3 separate regions of the Mus musculus genome follow, and all the other regions are linked to region 1. A link is a loop called in an ENCODE intact Hi-C map of the cell type or tissue named here. Cell type or tissue: left cerebral cortex. All regions are shown on one strand.

Evidence for each region. A loop is a pair of places that touch in the nucleus more often than their neighbours do. Peaks named below come from ENCODE experiments on the same cell type or tissue, not always from the same donor. Only the 100,000 strongest peaks of a DNase experiment are listed, where the experiment ranks them.
Region 2: a loop joins it to region 1, with 2.1 times the contacts of the local background. A loop is called at or near these places in 3 of 42 quality-filtered maps.
Region 3: it touches region 1 in a loop (4-fold over the local background); 7 of 42 quality-filtered maps call a loop at or near these places.

Annotation. Positions count from the first base shown.
Region 1 is chr9:46,390,329-46,395,328 of GRCm38, reverse strand. All of the region lies in intron 1 of Gm31432 (a long non-coding RNA gene), which reads right to left. Among named protein-coding and RNA genes, the nearest start is that of Gm31432, 3.4 kb to the right of the region's middle. In left cerebral cortex, a CTCF peak has its summit at 2,249 (motif pointing left); a DNase peak (open chromatin) is centred at 2,226; H3K4me3 peaks cover 650 bases; H3K27ac peaks cover 464 bases.
Region 2 is chr9:46,572,979-46,577,978 of GRCm38, reverse strand. No RefSeq gene overlaps it. Among named protein-coding and RNA genes, the nearest start is that of Gm22659, 13 kb to the right of the region's middle. In left cerebral cortex, a CTCF peak has its summit at 2,724; no DNase peak of the experiment used is centred here.
Region 3 is chr9:46,813,131-46,818,130 of GRCm38, reverse strand. No RefSeq gene overlaps it. Among named protein-coding and RNA genes, the nearest start is that of Gm31614, 15 kb to the left of the region's middle. In left cerebral cortex, a CTCF peak has its summit at 2,958 (motif pointing right); DNase peaks (open chromatin) are centred at 1,810 and 2,974; H3K27ac peaks cover 293 bases.

The DNA of each region.
Region 1 (5,000 bases):
CCCTCCCCCTCAACCCCTGGTAACTTGCTCCAACCCTGATACCACCAAGAGCACTCTCGGCTTCTGTTAGTTTGACTTTTTAAGCATCTCATGGAAAGCAGGAGTGTAGAGGGCGAGGCTCTGGGTTCCATCTCCAAGGTCACATACGCTTGAGTGCACACACTCATGCACACACACACACACACATGGAAATGGATATGGATGCATACACATGTGTGTACACATGCACACAAACACACACTGCTGAAATCATGCAGCCCTTGTCTTGGGACTTAGTTCAGTCTACTGTCTTCCAGGCTCACTGCCACGGTGGCAGATGACAGGGTCCTCTAAGAGTCTACTGTGTATAACACATTTCATCATCTGACAATATGTCTCTACCTGTGATGCAACAATGTTATATTCTTAATGAACCAGATAAATTTAGCTCTGTATGGAGAAGCCGGGGGGTGGGGGGAGTGGGGATTTCCTTAAAAAGTAGCCCTGGGATCACAAACAATGGAACCCAAAAAGTACAGGTCTCCCCCACCCCACCCCCAAATTTCTAGAGTTCCCACCTAAGCCCTGGGAACAGGCTACAGGGCAAAGTGGGCCTTAGAAGGTCTTGGGACACATTGTAGCATAGTTTTAAGTTCCAAATCCCCACATTTCATCCAGTCTTGACCAGGTCTCGAGAGTCAGACTTGCTGTCCCACTGAGACCAGAAAAGCCCCCCAGAAGAAGCTCAGATGCCCCTCCAGGCTCCCTTAGAAGAGTTCCACCTGCTCCCAATGCCCCATCTTCGGGCCACTTAAAAGGCAGCATGGTGGCACAAGCCAGCTGTCACTTAGGCACTTATGGGCAGAACCGCGGAAAAACCAAACCACTGTTATTACACTTAATAACCAGTTTCTACCTCATCAACTCATTGGCGTCTGACAGGCGCTGTTAGGGTGCCAGCGCCTTTGGCCTAACAAGTCAGCCCTGGAGGGGAGGGGCCACCATTGGAGTTGACATCAGCCTCCTTCCTCTCCTGCCCAGTGCGGAGGACACCCACCCCAGGGCAGCTGAGGCTGGCCTGCCCTTTGCCCCACATGCTCAGAAGCCAAACAACATCACCAAAGCACCCAAATCACCCAGACAGTGCCGCTGGGGTGGGAGCCACAGGGAAGGGCTCAAGCAGCTAAACAAAAGCAAGCAGGGGGCCTGACAGGTGCCTGCTGTCCAGGGTTGGACACCTGTTTGGATCCCAGCCTGTGACAGTGTGGCCCGTAAGTGATGTGTTTCATCTCCGCAGCCCCACTTTGTTCATTAATAAGAGTGGATGCCTCACTGGAGTGTGTGCCTACACCAGCCCCGCCTCACCCACCCCCACCCTCAGAAAAAGGCTGTGGCGGGGGCTAGGGCTGGGGCTGAGACGATAGAGCGCATGCCTAGAATGCATGAGACCCTAGGTATAATCCCAGCACCTCTGGGTATGATTCCAGCACACCTATAATCTTAGCAGTTGCAAGGCAGGGGCAGGGCGGGGCGGGGCGGTGGGCGTGGATAGAGACAGGAAGAAAGGGTTCAAGGTCATCTTTGGTTACAAGTGCGTTCAAAACTAGTCTGGTCTACATGACTCTGTCTAAAACAAACGGCAAACATGCAGATGATGAGAGCCAGGGAATGCTGAGAAGTAAGAACTAAGAAATACTTCTTCTTGGCTTAGTCCAAGGAGGTGGGCTCAGGGCTATCATTAAAAGAGAAACAATCAAACCTGCCATTATCGTCATTGCTCTCTGTTTAGAGATGGGAAAACTCAGAGAGGCTGAGTAATTTACCCAAAGGTAACCCAGCCAGTAAGTGGTAGAGCTAGACCTGGCAGGTAGGCAGAGAGAACGGAGCCACGTGTCATAGCCTTCTCTGTCCCTTCTGCCTCTGTCCTTCCCCCACAGGATTAGCTAGGGTCTCTGGGCCCGCTCCTGCTTTGCTCTGCTCTGATACAGCAAATAACCCTGGAGGTTTAGGGGGCAGTGTGGGAACTCCAGTCTGGGCTGAACTCTTGTCAGTGTGCAGCGATTTTACCTGTCGCTCTGTATGGCGGCCTCAAGAGCCACATGTTCAATGGAACCAGGCCAAAGCCATAGCGCCCACCTCCAGAGCTTTGAATAAAAAAGGGCAAACCCTTCCTGGGCCCAGCACACACACCTGTCCACCTGCCGGCCCTGGTCCTGCCGGTGTCTGCAGTGCGGGCTGGGAGCGGTGTAGTGCCGCCATCTATCGGCCCCTCACGGAATTGCTTCCCAGCTGCCAGGCGGGGCAGCCGGGTCCCAGCGCCGGTCCTAGGGTCCTACCAGGTACCTGCAGCCTGCCTTCTTCCCGGTGCACCTGTCCTATGAGTTCCCCCGGGAGAGGGACACTCAGTGGTCACAGAAGGCATCCCTAAGACACCAGTCGCGCGCAAGGACCCACAGAGGGCCCCTTGGCCTTTGGAGATGGCATGGTCCCAAAGTTCCAGGGTTCTGAGGTTCCCTGGGTGGGCAGTGAGCCAAGCACAGGGCAGAGACAGGAAGGTGAGTCGAGAGGGAATCACAGGCTTTTACCAGCTCAGGCCCGTGCTGCCCCTGAAAAGTGGACGTGGGAGTGATGGGTGTGTGTGTGTGTGTGTGTGTGTGTGTGTGTGTGTGTGTGTGATGTGTGTGGTATGTGTGTGTATGTGTGGTTTGTATAGTATGTGTTGTTTGTTATATGTGTATTTTGTGTGTGATATTTGTGTGTGTGTGTGTATGGTATGTATTGTGTGTTGTATGTATAAATATGTGTGTACATGTGTATGTGTGAATGTGTGTATGTACATATGTGTGTTTATGAGAATGTGTATGGTGTGTTTAATGTGTGTGTTTGGTGTGTGTTGTGTATGTGTATTACATGTGTATGTGGCATGTGTACATGGTATGCATGTAGTGTGTGAAGTATGTGCATTATGTGTGTATACATGTATATGTGTGTACATGTGTGTACATATGTGGACACTTTGTGTGCATATGTGTGTCTCTGAATGTGTATTTATATGTATATGTGTAGATATGTGTACATGTGTATATGTATGTGTATGTACATGTGTCTGTGTACATGTGTGTACAGGTCAGAGGTCAAATCTGAAGACTTCTTTAATCACTCTCCACTTTGCTTTTCTGAGACATTGTCTCTCACTAACTCTGGAGTTGTTATGCTTAGCTAGACTGGGCAGCCATTGAGTCCCAGCAATCCTCCTGTCTCCACTTCCTTATGACTGTACTCCTGTAGCTGGCTTTTGTGTGGGTGTGGAGATCTGAACTCGCGTCCTCAGGCTTGCACTTTACTGACTGAGCCATCTCTTCCCCTACCTCTTGCTTTTCTTTAAGCTTAATTAAAATTCCCTACATTTCTACAATGCCCATCTGGAAATATAATTTCTGTTTGTAAATCTGTCTGAAGGCAAATTTGCTTTTAAATGGAGACATAATCATCTTAGAATAGAAAGGGACGCGTTCTTGCCCAGATGAGGAGAATTGGCTCAGAGACATCTCCAACGTGGCAGCAGTAGCTGGTGGCCAAAATGAACTAGAACTTCCCATGAAGAAGGGGCCTCTCTTGAAAGAACAGCAGGGTTCTCCCTGACTCTGACTGGAACTGTCACCCACAGCACCTGGTTTTCTGCTTGCAATCTGTCTCCCACATTAAGTGTTGCAGGAAGTTCACAGTCCTATGTGCTAAGGTGGTCTCAGTGTCTGTGGTCGCACGCAGGAAACTTGTCCGTGAACACATGTTGTATAAGTGAATGAATGACTTGGGGAGTGCTCCCTGGAGAGTGTGAGGCCCGCATCCCTTTTTAAAGGGCAGTGCTATAAGCTGGAGACGTGCTCACCCAGCATGCACAGGGTTCAACCCCAAGCATTGCATAACCAGACATGGCGGCACACCCCTGCAATCCCAGCACTTGGGAGGTGGAGGAGAGGGTATCAGAAGTTTGAGGTCATCCTTGACTACATAGTAAGGTCAAGGCCAGCCTGGGCTACACGAAACCCTGAAGAAAGAGAGAGGCGGGGAGGAAAGGAAAAAGAAAGGAAAGGAAAGAGAAATGACCACTATGATGAGAAGGCAGGTAGCATGAGGGGTTGAGGGATGGCCCAGAGCTGATGCAGTGCAGATGTGTGATCGGGTACTTGTAAGGGAACTGAGATCAACAAAACAGCATGGACCACCCTCCTCTCTGTCCAGTTTTCTGAGCTATGCCAACCCCTGGTTCTGGTTCCTTGTCTCCACCTGAGAATGGGACAGAAGCTAGGCAGATCCCGCTCTAGCAACCAGAAGGGACTCACTGGGGTCATCAGGCCTGGATGGGCGAGAAACATATCCTGAAGTCCCCTTGTCCCTGTCTCCAGGAGACCTTGAATGCCATCGTAACAGCTCAGTCTCCCAGGTGTTTAATCTAGAGACACACAGAGAGAAAACTCTAGAAATAGTAAAGCCAAAGCAAGAGGGCAAGGAGGCCCAAATGAGTACAAGGTCTCATTTTTAGAGACCTCTGGAACATCTCTGTTACTCTAGAAACATAAAGATGCATTAAGCCAATGGTTCTCACTTTTCCTAACACTGCAACCCTTTAATACAGTTCCTCGTGTTGAGGTGACCCCCAGCCATAAAAATTATTCTTGTTGCTACTTCATAGCTGTAATTTTGCTTCTGTTATGAACCATAATGTAAATATTTTTGGAGATAGAGGTTCGCTGAAGGGGTTGCGACCTGCAGGTTGAGAACGGCTGCATTAAGCTGTAATGACCACACTGAACAACGGAATCCACCTACTGTGTCTAAGTACAGACATCAATGACTAAAAGAAAAGTGATTTTTTTTTCAGCAGAGGGAATAGCTAAATAATTCCTGAACGAAAAATATTAATAATTTGTCTGGAAAAGTCCCTCAAAAGGTTCCTAGAAGAAGCTTTTTGTTACAGATATTACCAAATGCTATCTGTCAAGGAGTCCAAAAGCCCTGTG
Region 2 (5,000 bases), 180 kb before region 1:
AAGACTTCAGCTCTTTAGAAGACGTTTTTGAAGCCACTAGGGTAAGGCAGTGGACTCAACGCTGCCTCTGTGTGATGCAGTAAATGACAGATTCTTTTCCCATGAGAAAGACTGGAAGAACATTGTAAATTACAAAGGAAGTAATCAAACAGCTGAAAAGTGTGGAGAAACAGAAGATGCTACATGTAGGGTAGGGTGGGGACATGGGGGTGGGGCAGAAGCATCATCCAAAAAGTAAGACAATACACACCGATAAGATACATCTGTTATAAATATATGTGCCCCCAGGTGTTGCTGCACTCAGTTTCATAAAACAAACATCATTGGTCATAAATAAAGAGATAGGTTCAGATACATTATAATAAGTACTTCAATATCTCACCCTCATTAATAGATAGATCATTTATTTTAAAAAAAATCAATGAGAAGCCTCAGAATGCTCTAATCTTATTAGGAACACTGGAGTTTTCTCTAAAATAGACCACATTTTAGGCTAGAAAGCAAATCTTAACAAACATTTAAAAAGTCAAAATCATTTATTTTATCTTGTTAGAACACAACAGAATAAAGGTGGAGCTAAGTAACGAGAGAAACACAGAAGCTGTGCAGATACACCGAGATTTATCCACAGACTCACGGGCGACCAGTAGGCCACTGAAGAAATCGGGGGGGGGGGGGGTTAATTCCTAGAATTAAATGAAATGAAACCACAACTTATCCAAAACTTTTGGATGTAGGAAAGGCGATTCTAAGAGGAAAGTTAATGGCCATGAGTTCTTGTATTAAAAACCAGATGGACCTCGAATAAGTAACTTAAGAATATGTCTCACTGACTGACAAAAACAAATTCAAAAATCAGTAGATAGAAAGAAAGACTACGGATCAGACTAAATGAACAATACGGAGAATTGATGAGACAGAGATGGTTCTTGAAGATGGTAACACCAGGGATAAACCTGTAGCCAAACTAGTCAAAAGGAAGAGACAGAAGACCCATTCTAACGAAATTAAAGACGAAGAACAGACACTGAGACAGATACCGGTGGGGTCCAGAGGGTTAGAGCCAGAGAGACGGCTCCACCATGAGGAGCACAGAGTGCCCTTGCAGAGGCTCCAAACTCGTTCCCGGCGCCCATATCAGGGGGCTCACAACTGCCCCTAACAGCACCCTTAAAAAGCTAATGAAGTAAAATTAATGAAGTAATATAAAAATAATTTAAAATACATTTTCAAAGAAAAACTACCACTGAATACTGAGAAAAATCACAGAAGATAACAGTAAAGACTTTTGATCCAAGCTGAATTAAAAGCTTTAAAAACATAATAAACAACAGAGTTTATTTTCAAATAAGCAAAAGGAGTTTTTTTCTCTTTTCTCTTTTCTCTTTTCTCTTTTCTCTTTTTTCTTCTCTCTCTCTCTCTCTCTCTCTCTCTCTCTCTCTCTCTCTCTCTCTCTCTCTCTCTTGTTGTTGTTGTTTTTTTCTGAGACAGGGTTTCTCTGTATAGCCCTGGCTGTCCTGGAACTCACTTTGTAGACCAGGCTGGCCTCGAACTCGGAAATCTGCCTGTCTCTGCCTCCCGAGTGCTGGAATTAAAGGCGTGCACCACCATGCCCGGCAAGGGTTTTTTTTCTTGTTGTTTGTTTCACTGCTTGGTTTTTGTTGTTGTTGTTTGTTTGTTGGTGGTGGTTATTTGTTTTGTTTTTGAGACTGCGAATCACTCTGTAGAGAAAGCTACCCTGGAACTTGCTGTGAAATCTGGCCCTCCTTGACACATGATCCTCCTGTCTCCTCCTCCTAAGGCATGTGCTACCAGGCTTGCCTTTCCAAATGAGCAGATTTGAAGACACCTCATTAAGGACGTATGTGAGAGGCAAGTGAACACCCAATCAGATGGTCATTACTGAAGTGTAATTAAAAGTATAATGAGATCCCACTATATCACACCATAGAACACCAAAGGTGTGTAGTAACCTCTACTGGAAAGTGATTCCCCACCTGGGACCCCAAAGTAGCTCAACACATGGTGAGAGCTTGGCTTTAACTCCTTACTTATCTGATTCAGCTCATCACCTTAACACTGCATCCAGCTGTTAACTATTCAAGGAGGGTCTGTCCAAACACTGGTGATGTCAAACCTGTCCCACGCCCATCTAGGCTGGAGGCACAAAAGCAAGAGTAACTGAAGCAGCCGAGTCGGCTTTCCAATTCCTATCCTTGATTCCTAACAGGCACCCTGGCTTAGTTAGGTATTGCGTCCCACTCGACCGGCAAGAAAGACGCAACAAACCGGAATCTTCTGCGGCAAAAGCTTTATTGCTTACTTCTTCAGGAAGACCCTGAACCGGGAAAATGGCACTGCTTATATAGCCCGCAGCATGACGTTTCAGCACCTGATATGGCGTGACAGCTCCTGATTCGTTGCTCGCCCATCACCCCACTATTACGCCCCGAAAATAGGCAGTGACTAGGAGTGAGTTCACTCTCACACCTGCGTACAAGTCTTGTTTACTAGTTAGGCACAGCGGAGGCCGGCGCCATCTTATAATGGTGATTGCTAATGGCGATTGCTGGCGGCACGCACGCGATTGCTTGCGGCATGGCTCTCCACAGTTAGGGTTCCATTACTATGAAGAGACACCATGACCATGACAACTTTTATAAAGGAAAACATCTAATTAGGGCTGGCTTACAGTTTCAGAGGTTTAGTCCATTATCATCATGGCAGCTAGATGGTGCTAGAGAAGGAGCTGAGAGTTCTACATCTTGATCCATAGGCATTGAAAAGAAACTGCTATACTGGGCACAGCTTGAGCATAGAAGACCTCAAAGCCCACCCCCACAATGACACACTTTCTCCACCTTCCTCCCCCAAGGCCACACTTACCCCAACAGGGAACACCTCCTAATAGTGCCACTGCCGGTGGGCTAAGCATCCAAACACTTTCACATTATGGGGGCCATTCCTGTTTAAACCACCATACAACCTGAGATCTTTGGTCATTATAAGATTGCAGTCACCTTGGATTCTAAGAACAACAGAACCTCAAATAAAAAATCATCTGTGGTGAAGTAAATACCTCCCACATATGCTCAAGAGGGAACAATTGTCTCATAGGAACCAGATGTTAGCAATAAGGACTTCTAACTACACTGTAGGACGAGTTGAGATTAATAATCACCCAGCTTTAATCTTTCCTAGTTTGTCTGGAACCAGATAATCAATTGGATTTCATCTCTGTGGCTAGAACTTCAGTGCCAGGGACTCTATTTTGGACTGGTCATTTGGGTCTAGTGCCAAAGTTAGCTCCAGTCAAGGGCTCCTAGAGACCCTGTGTACCAGGACCACTCTTGTGGTCAGGCTCTTGCCTGGGAGACTAAAACTTCTGACATGCATAGTTAGGATCATTTGGAGTTTCTGCTCTCAGCGTGTCAATCACAGGTTGTGGGGTCTTTCTGATCAGACATTTATTTGAGTTTTTGTCAATCCAGACAAAGAGTGACCATTTGACATTTGACAGATGGCTGCATACAGACATTTAAAACTGTTGAGAGAATGCCACACTCCAGAGATAATATTCTCATGAGTGTCTGAAGGAAAATACCAAGAAATTGGCATTTGCTGCATACACCTAGGGTGTCTTTGAATCAAACCAAGCCAAATCAAATAGATCAAAGAACTAGCTGGGTGCAGAGCTTACCCACTCATCCAAGTGGATACTAGGTTTCACATCTGTGTCTCTGAAGAGGTTTTGTTTGCTTGATTTTATTTGGTTTTCTTTTCTTCTTACTATTACTTTTTAAATTTGTCATGTATTTATATTTTGATATAAAGTCTTCTGTATTGTATTTAGGGCTATGTAACAAAGGATGGCCTTAAACTTCGATCCTCCTGCTGAAAATATAGACATGTACTACCAAGCCCAGTCTTATGTAGTACTGGGGATCAAACCCAGGACCTCGTGCATCCCTGACAGGTACCCTACCAACTGAGCTGTATCTCCAGCTTACCGGAGATATTACCTCTGTGTAACAAGATCTGTCAGCAGCTTCCAAACATTCTCTTCATTCAAGCAGTAGGCTATCTCAGATGCCATGCAGGACTAGGATCAAATAAAGCAAGGAAAGAGAGCAAGCCATCTAACTGTTACAAAAGGACTGCTAGTAGAATTTGACTGGAAGATGCATCCTGAGTATTTCATTGTGTTCTCCTTGAAGCTACTACTTATGAAAATCTAACTACAGCATTGTTCCAACATAGGAAGGAACAAGCATGTGCAAGGAGAAATTGAGGGCAGGTCTCACATCCCAACTTCCAACGTATTAGGGAAAGAATCTATGCCAGGGAGCTGGCAGCTTCTGTCATTGGTTTTCAGTCTGAGCATCTCTGACTATGGGATCAGGTGTTTTTGTAACATCCCCCTGTGGTCCACACATCAGGCCTGAGACATCCCCTAGTCCCATGAGAGTTTTACAAGTTACATATGACATCAGTGACAGTGCAGCTTTTGTTCTTAGGGATTCATGGGAGAAGTTTGGGTTGCAGGACTATAGAATATACCATTTAGTCCAGTGCAAAGGTGGTGTCTTAGTTAAGGTTTCTATTGCTGTGAGGTCACACCATGACCACAGCAACCCTTATAAAGGAAAACATTTCACTGGGGCTGGCTCACAGTTTCTGAGGTTTAGTCCATTATTGTCACGGTGGCATGCACGTAGACATGGTGCTATAGGAGGATCTGAGAGTTCTACATCTTGATCCAAAAGCAGCAGAAGTGACTGTGAGCCCGACTGGGCATAGATTGAGCATATGAGACCTCAAAGCCTTCCCACATAGTGGCATGCTTCCTCCAACAAAGCTATACCTACCCCAGCAAGGCCATGCCCCCTAATAATGCCACTCCCTATGAGCCTATGAAAATCATTTTTATTCAAACCTCCACATGTCAATCACTAGCCTCCATGGGCTTATAGGCATATTATAATGCAAAATGCATCTAG
Region 3 (5,000 bases), 420 kb before region 1:
AATCCAAGATAAGGAATGAGATGGTTTTACACATCTGATCAGCATTGATCTTTCTTTAAAGCTCACAAATTGCACCTCGCTTATCACCCAGATGACAAAGTAGACGATTCTCCCTTTGCATGGCTAGCAGGTAAAAACCTATACAGTTTTATCTATCAAAGTATAAACTGTGCATGATTGCTCATTTAATAGTTCTCGAATTTACCCTATGGGAATAATTGCCTAAGTAGGAAACAGTATAAGTACAAGAATGTTTGTGAAAGCCTTATTTGTAACAGCAAAATTTTACTTACACGCCAATCAATAAGAGAGCAATCCAGTAAAGCATGAGACATACAAGGGAGAAGTAGTACGCAATCATTAAAAATGATAATGTGGTTCTATACTTATTGACTCGGAGAGATGTCTTTGACATTTTGTGTCGTAAAAGGGAGGGGGGGAAAACAGATAACAGAGGAGCCTGCAGAGCTGACTTCCTTCATGTGTAGTCACATGCACAGATCTGTATGCAAAACGCCCAAAGCGTTACCGGCTTAGTAAGAGGGGCTTAAAGGTTGATGTCTGGCTAGAGTGGGTGGGGGGCTGTGGGGACAGCATTGGGCCCTCACTTTGAGTCTACAATTGCTAACCAACCATCAGGGCTTCTTTTGTTGCTCAGGAGGTAGGTTCATTTAGGAAAACAAAGGGGAGTCTGGAAACCCCTCAGTCTGCCGAAGCTATAGACCAAAACATTAACGATGATTCTCTCTTAGATGCGGGGCTTGAGTTGTTTTAATTTCCACTTTAATCTTCTGGTTATTATGTAAATACTTTACAGAACAGTAAAATATTTTTGTACTGTTTGTTGTTTTAAAGACGCAAAAGCCCTGGGACCTTTTGCATTTGGTTTTTATTGATCCTCACATAGCAGAGATTGCTGCAGCCTTTTGAAGTTCCCTTCCTCCAAGAACTTTGGACCTCTTAACAGGTGCAAGATGTCTGGGTATGTGCAAGAAAGAGGAGGTTCCATTCGGAGTCTACCTACACAACATCCCACCACTACCTACACAATGCTCCTCATGCTGGACATCCAGCCACTATCAGAAGGACAGTAACCCTGACCTATTTTTGGGGGGTTTGGCAACTCCACTACCTTCTTCTTGCTTTTCTTTCGTTGGTTCTGATTCTGCATTTAATGCTCCCCAAATATGGAAACCCCTACCACCACCTCCATCCCTAACCTTGACTCTCAGTCCTAGCAGTCTCCTATCTGACATCTGACTTTGCTCTCACTTCCATTTTGGACTTTGCAGTTCTTTGGCAATTTTAGAACAGCTCCAATATAACTGCAACCTATCCTACTCAATTCAACAGTTCTTGTACCAAGTTCTCATTATGTACACAATCCCTGGGCTGCCCCTTTGGGACATGGAAACAATGATTCTGAGTCCCCATTCTCGGGGTTTGAGGGAGGGGTGCTCAGTATGTCAAAAGCCACAATAGGTTGGTCACAATAATGTCATGCAAATGACACTGTAAAGATTGTAATTGCCAAGCCCTGCTATGGACACTTTGCATATCATCTCATTTAACACTCTTGTTATTACCTTTAACACCAGTGTCATTATTACACCCATTCAAAGACCAGGAAACTGAGGCACAGGGCATAACTTCTTCAAAGGAACCAAGGAATGAATGGCAGGAAGATCAAGATTGGAACCCAGGTCATTTGGCTCCTAGAGAATCTGGGTTTTAGTATCAAGTTCCAAAAAGCAGAACTGCTGAGCACTGTGTTGGGCATGCATCCAACAAGCTACGGAAGCTCTGCAAAGCGAGGTGTGAGCTCTTCTGGCTCAGACTCTTGGCTTCTTTCTGTATGTGGATGTGGGTGGGTGGGTAATGTGTGTGGGTGCATGCTTGTGTGTGTGTGTGTGTGTGTGTGTGTGTGTGTGCGCGTGTGTGTGTGTGCTCAGAAGAGCACACACGTTTGTGTCCATGCAGATGAAGGACAGAGGACAGCTCAGAGTCGTATTCTTTCTCGGGCACCATTCACCTTGTTTTTAGGCACAAGGTCTTTCACTTGTCCTGGGATTCACCAATCCGGCTGGGCTGCCAGATTAGCAAGCTTCAGAGATCTGCTCTCTCTGCTTATCCAGCTATGAGGAGGCAAGCGCCTATCACCATCCCAGGCTTTTTATATGGGTCCCGGGGATGAAACCCTGGGCATTTCCTGGCTTAGCCATCTTCTCAGCCATGATTGTTAGCTTCCTTAAACAACACCCTTTATGCCACTCATCTGTTCAACCAATGTCCCTCTGGGAGGGAGCTGACCCAGACTCTGCCCATACCACTTCAGATCCCGCCAGTTATATCTGGGTCCGTACGCCAGGAGATGAGGTGCACAGAGCACACCTAAGTTCAGAGCTATCCCAGTTGTCTCTGAGCTTTGTCCCCTCTGATGAACACGACCCTACAGACATTTTGTGTCCACTGGTACGCCATGCCTTCCACAATGAAGGTGTCCCAACGGGGCTTTGTTTAAACTAAATGTTTGCAAATTGAGTCCCATTTAGAATGTACTGGAATGGCCACCTGATAACACAGTAGCACTCACTAGCACTGGGTGGTTCTCTTGTACTGGAAACTTTCTTGCGATAACCATTTAATTCTTAATACGCCTGTGTAAGGCAGAGATGACGAAGAAACTAAAACCTTGAGAAGTCACCACACTCGCTCAAGGGTCAGCAGCTAATAAGAGGCATCTGACTCTTAAAGGATCACTTAAGCCAGTTTTTAAGCAGACTCTGGAAGAATCAAGTTTTCCAAGCTTTGTCATGTTTTCTGAAAAGAAGACGGACCACACTTTCTTGGAGCAATCTTCAGACTTTATGCGAGGCTGAGAAGAAATCTAAGTGTTTGAGAGGCTCTGGCAACTTCTAGGAAGGAGACAGTAGATGGGGCTTACCAAGGTCTTCCAGCAGGGGGCTCTCTAGAGCTGCCCTGCCAGAACTAGGGACCAAATGAGCGCTTCTGCAGTGTCAGTGCCTTCATGGTCCAGCCACGAAGTCTGGCTGGTAAAGACAGCTGTGTGAAACCCCAGGATAGGGTCTCTAGGAGCATGGGCAGTCGCTAAAAGGGAGCTGCATAAGGGCGGCTCACTCTCTGTGATACGCCGCTTCCGTAGTCATAAACACTGCAGCTGAAGATTCCCATGGGGCCTTCCTAATGGAGGAGATGGATACACTCCAGCGCAACCCGCGGGGTTTCACGCGCAGCTCTGACTAAACTCCCTATAAAATCAATCCCGCCTTTTCTCCAGCTGTGACAGGGTGTTCTAATATTAATCCACTCTCCTTGTAGCCCCCCCGTACCCCCACCCCAGCAAAGGCTTTAATGATCTTTAGCCAGGCATAAATAAGGCCACATATTCAAGCAGAGAACGCCTGCGCGGAGGAGACTGCTTCCTTTATTCAGCACCACAGCGGCCCCTGTGCCCCCTTGAGCAGCTTTCTTCTCTCCCACGGGTGGGGGCTGCAGAAGAGGCAAGCCCCCGAGGCGGGATGGATGGATGGGAGGGCCAGGGCTTCCCAAATTGTTCCATTGGGACCTCAGTTGTTTGCTCTCACTCCTAAGGGTCCCCTGGATGCTGCCTGGCGCTAGCCCCTCAGCTTCTAGCTCTGCTTCCTGTGTCTTGGGCATCTCCTTGGAAGCTCTGTTAGCTTCCTTCTCTCCTAAGAGGAGCTGGGTCTGGAGAGAGGCTCCTAGCAGCCAAGGGAAGAAGGGAAAGTGCTCAGAGATAAGCAGACAGGTAAGGGAAGAGTCGGAGGTGCAGATGCTGAGGTGAGCAAATAGCTGAGTTGTTGAGAGGGGCTAATCGGCAAAGCCTTCCGCCTCCTATCTCGGGACCCTCCTCTGAGTCCTCACGGCCCAGTGGTGTTTATGTGAACCAAGCAGAAGCCCCCGTACTGTCTTTGGGGAAGCTCTGGGGGCTTATTTTCTAGCAGGGAGCTGTTTTAAGAGTTGCAGGATCAGCTGCCCTCTGCATAAGCTAGCTAGCTGCCTGGCTGCATCTAAACCCTTCCAGCAAACTCCTTCCAGCGACAGCAAGCCCAGAGCCTAGTCAGAGTTTACCTTCCGACTTCAGAAAACAATCCAAACGGTCCCAGGGCCATTATGCAGGCATACAGCTAGCTCTGCAGAGGGGCAGATCCTTAGCACCTCGGAGTGAAGGGGGTCTGATGGCTCCAGGTTCCCCTATAGTCTTAATGGTCTTAGACTCCTGGATGATGTCAAGGAAGAATGCTAGGCCATTGTACTCTCTCAAAATAACCTGGTTTGTTAGTTTGTGTCACATTACAACAAACATTTTGCCCAAGAAAGCAAAGGCAGAGAGGGCATCGCTACCAACATCAACCCATGGCTGTATTTGAGCATCTTTCTTCTTTCAAGGGTTGAGCTGTGGCTTTGGACTTGCCCCCAATGCCCTGGAGTGATCTTTTGCCTGCAAAAGTCCCATTGTGAGGTGGAGAGAAGGCTTATGGGGTCTTGGGACTGGTCCTTAAAGCTTGTTCCTTCAAGCTTGTTCATCTACAGGAGGAGATGATGAGGTCATCGCCCTGGGGTGATGGTAAGGCTTCCTGTTTTAGTTACAGCATAGCTTTCACTTACTCTTTAACAATTTCAAACATGTGTCTTGATCACATCCACCCTCAACTCTCCAGAATCAAATGTGGTTGTTCCACTAAACACACATGCTTTCTAGATATTTATCTGTATGCCTATAGTGTCGTGCCACGACTTTGGCCACAGAAGCCTCTCCCTGCAGTAGCAGTTAATACTCACAACTATCAGGGGGCTGAGAACAAATGACTCTTGAGCACTTAACCCTAACCGGGAAGTCTGTATCAATCCACTAACCCCAGTCCCACTGCCCCAAGGCTCAGGAAACATGGAAGAAAAGGTGGGCACAAGGTAAAGAGCCAGAGGATGGGAGGGATGCAGTAAAATGTTGTCTTCTAGAC